3 separate regions of the Homo sapiens genome follow, and all the other regions are linked to region 2. Evidence: chromatin contacts called from ENCODE Hi-C or POLR2A ChIA-PET data. All regions are on one chromosome and are shown on one strand. Each heading gives the region's core, a stretch centred on a gene start or an enhancer-like site at or near the end of the contact. The rest is flanking DNA. Distances are from core to core; before and after follow the strand shown.

What was found. A loop is a pair of places that touch in the nucleus more often than their neighbours do. ChIA-PET counts read pairs that join two places held with the same protein, here RNA polymerase II (POLR2A). Pooled maps may share reads with other maps.
Region 1: a loop to region 2 is called in a pooled map, with 3 times the contacts of the local background. The contact joins two enhancer-like sites. A Hi-C loop is called at or near these places in 1 of 50 pooled maps. POLR2A ChIA-PET finds 5 or more read pairs at or near these places in 2 of 52 experiments (Caco-2 and activated CD4-positive, alpha-beta T cell).
Region 3: a pooled map shows a loop between it and region 2 (4-fold over the local background). The contact joins the promoter of FBXL19 here to the enhancer-like site in region 2. A Hi-C loop is called at or near these places in 4 of 50 pooled maps.

What each region holds. Positions count from the first base shown.
Region 1 is chr16:30,812,978-30,816,242 of GRCh38, reverse strand. All of the region lies in intron 1 of LOC124903679 (a long non-coding RNA gene), which reads right to left. Among named protein-coding and RNA genes, the nearest start is that of ZNF629, 27 kb to the right of the region's middle. RefSeq lists a silencer at 1,619-1,948 and enhancers at 1,969-2,118, 1,989-2,543, 2,544-3,099. Within about 2 kb of position 1,827, at least 30 of the 41 ENCODE cell types and tissues checked have a DNase peak (open chromatin) inside an H3K27ac peak, as active enhancers do.
Region 2 is chr16:31,476,264-31,479,751 of GRCh38, reverse strand. It overlaps TGFB1I1 (transforming growth factor beta 1 induced transcript 1), which reads right to left. Exons shown (of 11, transcript NM_001042454.3): 9 at 3,190-3,271; 10 at 2,742-2,890; 11 at 1,794-2,442. The coding sequence ends at 2,176. Among named protein-coding and RNA genes, the nearest start is that of SLC5A2, 5.1 kb to the left of the region's middle. RefSeq lists a silencer at 2,626-2,715 and enhancers at 2,009-2,741, 2,742-3,473, 3,474-3,488. Within about 2 kb of position 2,236, at least 14 of the 41 ENCODE cell types and tissues checked have a DNase peak (open chromatin) inside an H3K27ac peak, as active enhancers do.
Region 3 is chr16:30,921,751-30,925,190 of GRCh38, reverse strand. FBXL19 (F-box and leucine rich repeat protein 19) reads right to left here and starts at 1,619. Exons shown (of 11, transcript NM_001382779.1): 1 at 732-1,619. It overlaps FBXL19-AS1 (FBXL19 antisense RNA 1), which reads left to right and starts at 1,922. Exons shown (of 1, transcript NR_024348.1): 1 at 1,922-3,440. RefSeq lists enhancers at 1,701-1,860, 1,901-1,990, 1,613-2,580, 2,021-2,840, 2,581-3,440.

The DNA.
Region 1 (3,265 bases), core at 578-3,077, 660 kb after region 2:
CCGCCTCGGCCTCCCAAAGTGCTGGGATTACAGGCGTGAGCCACCGTGCCCGGCTAATTTTTTTTTTTAATGGAGTTTCACTCTTGTTGCCCAGGCTGGAGTGCAATGGCACGATCTCAGCTCACCACAACCAATGACTCCTGGGTTCAAGCCATTCTCCTGCCTCAGCTTCCCGAGTAGCTGGGATTACAGGTGTGCACCACCACACCCAGCTAATTTTTGTATTTTAGTAAAGACGGGTTTTCTCCATGTTGGTCAGGCTCGTCTTGAACTCCCAACCTCAGGTGATCTGCCTGCCTCAGCCTCCCAAAGTGCTGGGATTACAGGCATGAGCCACCATGCCTGGCCTACTATATTATTACTTTTTAAAAACTGTGATAAAACCGGTCAAGCATGGTGTCTCATGCCGGTAATCCCAGCACTTTGGGAGGCTGAGGCAGGCAGATCACTTGAGCTCAGGAGTTTGAAACCAGCCTGGGCAATGTGGCAAAACCCCATCTCTAAAACACAAGCAAACAAACAAAAATTAGCCAAGCGTGGGCCAGGCGTGGTGGCTCATGCTTGTAATCCCAGCACTTTGAGAGGCCGAGGCAGGCGGATCACCTGAGGTGAGTTTGAGACCAGCCTGGCCAACATGGCGAAAACCTATCTCTACTAAAAACACAAAAATTAGGCCAGGTGTGGTGGCTCACACCTGTAATCCCAGCACTTTGGGAGGCCAAGGCGGGCGGATCACCTGAGGTCAAGAGTTCGAGACCAGACTGACCAACATGGAGAAACCCCGTCTCTACTAAAAATACAAAAATTAGCTGGTGTGATGGCACATGCCTGTAATCCCAGCTACTCGGGAGGCTGAGGCAGAAGAATCGCTTGAACCCAGGAGGCGGAGGTTGTGGTGAGTTGAAATCGCGCCACTGCACTCCAGCCTGGGCAACAAGAGCAAAATTCCATCTCAAAACAAAAAAAGAAGTGTAACTAACAACATCAGGTGGTGGGACTCGGACATTTTTGGACCCCCCATACCTTCACCCACACCTCGGAGAGCAGATGTTTTGAATTGGAAACATCGAATTTTCAGTCCACCTAGAGTAAGCCCTTTGTCGGCTCAGCTTCTTGAACGTATGCATTTCATGCTCACCACATCCAAACTGTAAGGCTCCATCCAACCAACCAACCAAAATCCCTGTCCTGGACGGGAGCGGTGGCTCCCGCCGGTAATCCCAGCACTTTGGGAGGCCGAGGCGGGCGGATCACTTTAGACCATCTTGGCCAGCATGATGAAACCCCATATCTACTACAAATGCAAAATTTAGCTGGGTGTGGCGGTGCACACCTGTACAGCTACTTGGGAGGCTGAGTTGGGAGAATCGCTTGAACCCGGGAGGCAGAGGCTTCAGTGAGCAGATCATACTACACTGCAGCGTGGGTGATTAAGTCAGACTCTGTGAAAAGAAAGAAAAAGAAAGGAAAGAAAGAAAGGGAAGGAGGGAAGGAGGGAGGGAAGGAAGGAAGGAAAAAACCTCCCTGTCCTTTTGGCCCTGAAGGGACCTTCGCTTTCCAAAGGGCTATGGCAAGAAGGGTGGGTCGCAGCCACGTCACCGGCGGGAGGGTCGGCAAGGACGGTTGCTAGGTCGCCGCACAGCTTCCGCCGCGGAGAGAACCAAAGGACTGGGAGGAGAAGTGAACGCCCGCCCCATCCACGGTGCGGCCTGGGATTGGCTCACCGTTGTAAAGCCATGCCCCCAACCCGGGCAGCGCCGCGGCCACCCGCCCGGTTCCGAAACGGACCAGCAGGGGGCGGCCTGCACGTCCTGGCCGTGGCTCCTGCCCGTGGAGGCGACCCCAGCGGCCCAGACAACTAAGACCCGTGTTGCGTAATCTCCCCGGCCCCGCCCAGGGAGAGGTGCCTCTGCCCCCGGGGACCCTGGCGAACGCACGTTCCCCTGTTGATCATTCAGGCTGCACTGTGGACCCGGAAGTCTGGGTCCAGATCCAGCGAATTCGGAGAATCCTCAGCGGCCCCTCGTCTAAGCCGCAGCAAAAAAAGGGATTGGACTCACTGGACCACCTCCAAGGAGCCTGTCCAGTCTGACAGGCCCTATTTCTCATGGAAGACCCTGGGCTTCTCTGGCCTGAAGTTGAGAGCTGGCCCTGGCTCTGGCATTCCCTCTCTGAGTGGCCTTGGGCAAGTTATAGCCTATTTCTGAGCTTGTTTCCTCATCCTATTGTTAAGTCCTATGAGGGTTAGATGTCCTCAAAGGTCCCTTCCAGTTCTTAGCCATGAAACAGACTTGATAACATGTGGAAATCTCTGACATGTTAAATCTCTGACACGTAAATCTCTGACATGTTATGCTATTTAGCCACCTTCACCTTCTTTTCTTTTTTTTTGAGACTGAGTCTCGCTCTGTCGCCCAGGGTGGATTGCAGTGGTGCGATCTCAGCTCACTGCAACCTCCACCTCATGGGTTCAAGCGATTCTCCTGCCTCAGCCTCCTGAGTAGCTGGAATTATAGGCATGCACCACCACATCCAGCTAATTTTTGTATTTTTAGTAGAGACGGTGTTTCACCGCGTTGGTCAGGCTGGTCTTGAACTCCTGACTTCAGGTATCCACCCACCTCGGCCTCCCAAAGTGCTGGGATTACAGGCATGAGCCACTGTGCCTGGCCCTCTTTTCTTTTTTTTTTAATACAGGGTCTCACTCTGTCGCCCAGGCTGGAGTGCAGTGGCACAATCCTAGTTGGCTGCAGCCTCCAACTCCTGGGCTCAAGCAATCCTCCCGCCTCAGCCTCCCAAGTAGCTGGAACCACAGGCACACACCACAATGCCCGGCTTTTTTTTTTGGAGAGACGGGGTCTCACTATGGTGCCCAGCCCCACCTTCACTTTCTGTACACAAAAATTCTAGAAAAGGAGGGGAAAGGCTGGGTTGGCACCTAAAAATAAAATAGGGACTGTCAACAGATCCCTGAAAGAGTGCCTGCCTGCACTAAGGGGATGATGCTGGAGAGGATAATGGAATGTCCATTGTACTCTAACCCCCTCATTTTGCAGATGAGGAAACTTTGACAGCAGCTAAGTCACATTAGGAGGAAAAACCCAGGTTTTCTGATTTCATAATCAGTTCCTTTACAAAGTGTTAGGAAATAGAAGGCATAAATATGTTAAAACAGAGAAAGAAAATTATCCACAGGAATAAAAGCAAACAATTTAATTTGTAGCACTTCCCACTTTGGTGTACTTAGGATTTCTATCCTGCCTAC
Region 2 (3,488 bases), core at 987-3,486:
TCAAGATAGGGAGGTGATTACAGGCTGGGGTTGGGGGTACATTCTTTGGGGAGAATATGTGGAAGGGGAAGAGCAGGAGACCTGGGAAGACCATGGGAGAGGAGCCTTAGAGAGGAAGAGATCTGGGGGCCTGGGAGAGGCTGGGGCCATGGACGCCTCACCTTTTCCTTGTGCCCATACATGCTCCCTGCGGCTTCTAGCTCTTCCTGATGAGCTGGAAAGGGCTCTGAGGACCTATCATTTCCAGCACCAGAGGTCCCTAGAGTCTAGACCCAGGGGACCACCCTGGGACTTAGGGACTCAGATGGAACCTGAACTTCTTCACACCTGAAACCCTTGGCTCCATCTTCCACACCTGAAAACCCCTGGCCCCATCCTTCTCTGCTAGGACTTGGCTCAGGTCTTGGGTGTCAGTTACTCCAGGATGCATCCCTTGACTCCCAGTCTGGGTTAAGAAGCCACCTTCTGGCTTCTACAGCCCCCAGTGCTTCCCTCAGTCACAACCTGGCCACACCAAGTGTCATCCTCTGTCCAGGTATCTGCCTCCTCAGCCTGGGGCTCTCCAGGGCAGTGAGCCTGACTCATCTCTGGACCCAGCACCACCCAGCACAGGGCTAGGCCGGGAGAAGCCTCAGGTGGTGGCAGACAGGCCAGCAGGGACAGTAAGTAATGGCTCTGAGTGCGCTGATTGTTCTGCCTTGACTGGGACACCTGGGGGTGGGAGTGAGAAAGGGTTAAGCTGAGGCCGTAACTACATGAAACATTCAGGTGATCCAAGATGTTGTGGGTCAATAGTAAGAGGGAAGCTGTACCTTAGTGCCCAGAACCAAAAGGTGAGCACAGCTGGCACTCTGAATAGAGCTCCATCCCTCAAGGCCCTTTAATAGGAGAAAAAATCTGGGAACCAAAGGCAGTGCAGGAGGGGAGCAGATTAAGTTCTTTCTCTCTCCTTCCTTCCTTCCTTCTTCCTTTCTCTTTCTTTCTTCCTTTCTTTTCTTTCTTTTTTTTTTTTTTTTTTTTTTTTTTGAGACGGAGTCTCGCTCTGTTGCCCAGGCTGGAGTGCAGTGGCGTGATCTCGGCTCACTGCAACCTCTGCCTCCCAAGTTCAATTGATTCTCCTGCCTCAGCCTCCAGAGAAGCTGGGATTACAAGCGTGTGCCACCATACCCAGCTAATTTTTGTATTTGTAGTAGAGACGGGGTTTCCCCATGTTGGCCAGGCTGGTCTCAAACTCCTGGCCTCAAGTGATTCACCCGCCCTGGCCTCCCACAGTGCCAGGATTACAGGCATGAACCACTGTAAGCGCTTATTTCAAGAATAAAGGGAAGGGCGGGCACAGTGGCTCACACCTGCAATCCCAGTACTTTGGGAGGCCAAGGCGGGAGGATCGCTCAAGACCAGGAGTTCGAGGTTGCAGTGAGCTATGGCACCACTGTACTCCAGCCTGGGCGACAAAGTGAGACCTCATCTCTTAGGACAAAACAAAACAAAACAAAATATAGAACTGAAGAAAGAGTAATGAGGGCGGGAATATTCGGTGGGGCCCCAGTTGGAGCTCTTGTCCTGGCTCTGCCACTATCTGTACAGTCCTGCGCGAGTCGCCACACTTTCCAGCCTCAGGCTCATCTGATACTTGAAGTAGGAAGTGCAGGAGTGGCTACCTGCAAGGGCTGAGGCTGCAGGTCCCGCTGCGGCCACAGGGCAGTGACCTAGAGACGGCCGGGGACAGAGCCAGCGCGGGGGTGGGGAGTCAGGGCCAAGCTCCTGCGCGCATTCAGAGACAGCACCAGGGAGAGGTGGAATGCGTGTGTTTATGTAGGTAGAAAAAGTGCACAGAACAGTGAGGGTGCAGGGAGCAAGGACGTCCTGGCCTGGCCTCCGATTCGCTGGAATTGCAAGGACCCTCCCCCAGTAAGGGGGCTCCCTCAAGGGTGGGAATAGAGTGGAGGCCCGCACGGGAGTTCTTGTCTGTGTGCAATCCACTTTGTGGGCGTGTGGGTTTAGGTCTGGCTGGGCCGTTTCTGAACTTGACCCCTGAGGACTCATAGTACCTTAGGGGCGGGGCTCTCCAGTGGGTGGGGCCTCCCGCTCTGAGAGCAAGGCCTCGGGGTCTGGAGGACCCGGCTTTTCCGGGAGGGCGCGGCCTCCGGGGGAGAGGGCGAGCCGAGCGGGCTGTCAGCCGAAGAGCTTCAGGAAGCAGGGCTGGCAGTAGGGCTTGCCGGCGCGCTCCTGGAAGGACCCCTTGGTGAGCGGGCGCAGGCAGAAGGTGCATGTGAAGTGGTCCGGGTGGAAGCGGCGACCCAGGGCCGACACGCAGCGGCCGGTCACAGGGAGGCCACACGTGGCGCACAGCGAGCCGCGTCGTGCGTGGAAGTGGTTCTCGCACAACGGGCGGCCCTCGTGCTCGAAAAAGCTGCCTCCCGAGAAGGGCGCGAAGCATTCCTGGGGAAGGGAAGCCGCGAAAGAGGACAGACAGGTCAGCGGCCACTGCCAGACAACGCGCGTTACTAGCGGATAACGCCCTGGGACCCCGCAGCCCGCCCTAGACGCGAAGAATCCCGTCCGGTGGGACCCTGCCCGGAAAACTCGCCCCACCCGAGGTTCCTAGCAGCACCTCCCGTGACCCGCCCCCCCGAGGGCCCGCCCCCTGCCCTGCACCCTTGACCCGCCCCTCCAAGGCCCCGCCCCACAGCCCTGTACCCTTGACCCGCCCCTCCAACGCCCCGCCCCGCAGCTCGCACCCTGCAGACGAAACAGTCCGGGTGCCAGAGCGCGCTGAGCGCCGAGATGTAGTTATCCAGGATGGGGCCCTGGCAGCCCTGGCAGCGCGGGGCGAACAGCTGCAGGAAGTCCCGGCGGCAGTAGGGGCGGCCCTCGCGCTCGTGGAAACCTAGGAGAGGGAACCGAGTGGGCTGAAAGCAAAGGGTGCGGGCGGGACGGGGGACCCACAAGACCTGAGATCTGGGGCCGAAGGAGGGGCAGTCCGAGGGAGCCTTGGGGAAGGAGGAGCCGGGTCTATGGCGGGACAGAGCGGGGAGGGCTCGGGTCCGGAGTCTGTGTAGGAGAGGGCAGGGCCAGAAGAGAGCAGAAGGAAAACCATGGCCCTGAGGACTCCGGAGGTCGGAGGGGCTGGGGCGAGACGTCGAGGGGACCCGCAGCTTTTAAGATGGGAGTCGAGTTCACTCTCACCCTCATCTCCGAAGGGCTCCCCGCAACTGACGCAGCAGAAATGCTCTGGGTGCCAGTGAGTGCCCAAGGCGGTCACCATCTTCTGCAGGGAGGGAGAGGGCACTCAGCGCGGCCTCCGTGCCTTCGCGCCTTCCTCTCCCGCGCGGAACCCGGGTGACTGGACTAAGGCATGCGTGGGGGGAGGGGGAGAAGATCTAACTAGGAACGTGGGGGTCAGAAAGGAAGAGTGGAGTCCAAGGGGCCGTGGACATTGCCAAGGGGAAGGGGTAGGGGTGGAGTGGGGTATCGCGGGTGGGGCG
Region 3 (3,440 bases), core at 370-2,869, 550 kb after region 2:
CCCTCAACCCAGTTATCCTCACCAGATCCAGCGAGATCCTTGCCCCCAAGTCCCTAACGATCTCCTCTGCCCACTAACTCCCCAGAGCTCTGACAGCCCTGGAGATGCTTCTTCAGAGACCCTTCTCAGCCCAAGATCTCAGCCCCTCTTGTTCCCCACAGGGTTCCCTCCTCCAGGACACCCTCCTCTTGGATCCCTCAGGTCCACCTGGGCAATCTCCCAAATTCCTTGGGATTCTAGAATCCAGCCTGACATCTTCCCAGAACTGAGGATGGGCTCAGTCCTAGGACCCCCAGCTTCCCGGGCTGCTTTCATCCCTAATCATCTAGAATCCCTTGGGCTCCCCCTCCCATGGAAACCAGATCCTCCAAGATCCCATGTGGAATTAGAAGCCTGGAGGGTCTCTTCCCAGTCAGTCTTACCCCAGATTCCCCCTTTCCGGGGACTTTCATACCCATCCATGGGGCTAAGGGGCCCTCCAGCGCTCCAGGGGAGGGGCCTGGAGGGCGGCGACTGCAGGCGGGGGTGGGGGCTTTCAAGGGGAAGCAGGGTCTAGGAAGGAGGGCCAGTTCCCCAGGGTGGAGAGGTCATAGGAAGGAGGGCTGGAGATGAGTTTGGAGTAGAGAGAGGGTGAGGCTGGGGGCGGGGAAGGTAGAGAGAGGCCGGGCTGAGGATGAATGGGAGTGGGCGCTGCCCAGGTCTGGGGGTGAGGAGGAGCCGCATGAACCCACCTCACACGTGTCCCGGGAGCCATCTCTCCCTTCTCGGCAGCTCCCGGCGGGTCGGCGGCCATCGGCGGCGGGGGGGCCGGGCGGCGCGGGGCGCGGAACGCTCAGAACGCCGGGGTCCACGGCCCCCCGAGGGCGCTCGGCCCCTCCCTCCGGCGGAGGCCGGGACGGCGGCGAGTGGAGATGGGGGGCGCCGGGGGCGAGGCCCTCCCACGGGCTGCGGCGCGGCCCTTCCAGGGGGAGGTCCTGCTCTGGGAGGCTCAGTCCCTCAGCCCCCCCAGGCCAACGGGGGCTCCTTGGGCGCAGGGTGCTCAGCTTCTGCCCGGGGCCCACTCAGTCCCGGGTCCGAGTCCCAGCTCCCCTCCCCCCACCCCGCCCCGCCTCTCCCCAGCGCCCCTGGCCCTTTAACTGGCCCCTTCCCGGACCCCACTGCCCAGGGGTCCAGTGCCAGGCCTGGGCCCCCCCCACCGTTTCCGGGGTTCAAGCCCGCCCACCGCCGGTTCCCGGGGAGGGGGGGGTCGCTGTAACCTGCCCCCCTCCCCTGGGCCCGCCCCTGGACTGCGACCCCCTGCCCTACGGCTGCGAGGCGAGCGGAGGGGGAGGTGAAGGAAGCTGCTCCGGCCCCGCCCCCCCCAGCCCGCGCGCACCCCCGACCTCTCCCCCTCCCCCAAGCGCGCGACCCTCGGGAGATAGGGATTTAAATAAAATTTGAATAAATCCCCCTCCTCAAGCGGGAGGGTGGAAGGAAAGGATAGAGGGGGAGAGGGAAAGGGGAAGGGGGCAGTTGGGGTGTCTCAGCCCCCCTGGTCCCCCAGCCCCGCGCTGCTACGGCCCGGGGCCCTGGCCGCCTCTCTCATCCCTCCTCAGCTCCTTCCTCCTTCCTCCTCTCTTCCCCCCTCCCCTCCCCTCCCTCCTCCTTCCCTCCTCCTCCTCCTCCTCCCCCTCTTTACTCCCTCCTTCTCCCAGAGGAACCCCGCCCCCTTCCCCCTCCTTCCTCCACCACCTCCACTTTCCAGGACGAACGCACGCAGGGCTCGACGGGAGTTGTAGTCCTGCGGCCACTGATGCTACGGGGGAACAATAGGACGCTGGGGACAGCGGGAACTACAAACAGGACGGCGGAGGGCGTGCCCAGCCGGGAGCCGAGGATGCCGGGAGTTAGAGTCCCGTTGCCCCGAGGCTCCCAGTTGCAGAACATCGAGAAGGAGAGGGAACGATGACTACAAACAAGATGGCCTTCTCCCCCGACCCGACCTCCTTCCCAGGCACTCACACGCCCTCCTGTCCACAACCCTCCGCGTGTGTGGTACCTGACGGGAGTCGCAGTCCATCTGCTGCCTTCCCGCTGCCATTTCTACTCGTCAGGAACAATGGAAAGGTGAAAAGGAAAGAGGACTACAAGCAAGATGGCGGAAGAGGGACATACACCTGACTAGTAGTCGATCTTACGAGGTGCGATGGGATTAGTAGTTTTATAGCCTTCCAGTGTTCCTTAAGAATGGCGGAACCAGGAGGACGAGGAGACTACCGTAAAGATGGCAGGCTACCTAGCCTCTCCCGGTCTCCGCTTTCCACCACCTTGGGCACCTCGCCCGCCTGTGGTCTCGAAATCCCCCCCACCAGTGGCGCACGGCCTGACGGGAGTTGCAGTCTCCCGGCTCCCGTCTATCATCTCAAGTCGAGACAATGGAAGGGGATGGGGCGGGGCCACCGGCAAAGATGGCGGCTGCAGGGCCGGGGCGACTGCGACATGGGATGTGTAGTCCAGGCGTCTGGCCTCTTCCCTGCGGAAATGAGGGAGAGGACTACGAAAAAGATGGCGACCTCGCCCCTCGACCTCTGCGCCGGTGCCTGCTGGGAAATGTAGTTCCTTGCCGAGTCCAACAGAGAAAGGACGTCGCTGTTGAAATGTGAATCCCGGCGGACACGCCAAATTGCGAGGCGACGGAAACGGAAAGACTCTTTTCTCCTCTCTCCGCCACCGGCTTCTGAACAGCCTGGCGGGAAATGTAGTCCCAAGCTTTCACTCGCGAGTGGAGGGGAAGGATTTATGTCACCAGTGGGGATCAGTGCGGGTGGGGGAGAAAAACGTCGGGCGATCCGGGAATAAAGAATGTCCGCCTCTCCATGGGGCGAGGACTTCGCGTTTCAGGGGAGGGCCCTTAAAGGAAGGCAGCAGGAATCAGTCTTGTCGAACAGGGGGGCGTGGTTCTCGTCGAGAGTGCATTCACACTCTTGTTCCCTAGAAAGCCTGGGCACCTCCCACTCGATTCCTGCTCCTCAGACCTCCGGGAATCAGTGTCTTACAAGACGTGCGGGCTCCGGGGAAAAGGACCTGGAGTCACAGCGAATCCCCGCCCCGCCCCGGGAAGCCACCAAACCTTGCTTTTTCTCATCTGCAAAATGGGGACAATGGGGATAATGATCCCCACCTCGAAGCACAGTTGTGAGTGTTAAACAAGCCAATGTTCTTGTCACCAAAGTGCCCAACTCTGGCACGGGGCACGCGGTGGTAGATCCCTTTCTAAGGTCCCTTCCAGCCCAGCCGTTCTGGGAGCCCAGGAATCCATGATGCCGGACAGAGTTCGCTCCTGTGAGAAGAAAACTGACCCGCAGGCTCCTCCCAGATTGAACCGACCCCCGCCCCTCCTCATCGGGGTCCTCCAGCGTCTGTTACCGAGCACTGCTCCCAGGGGGCGCTCAATCTCCATT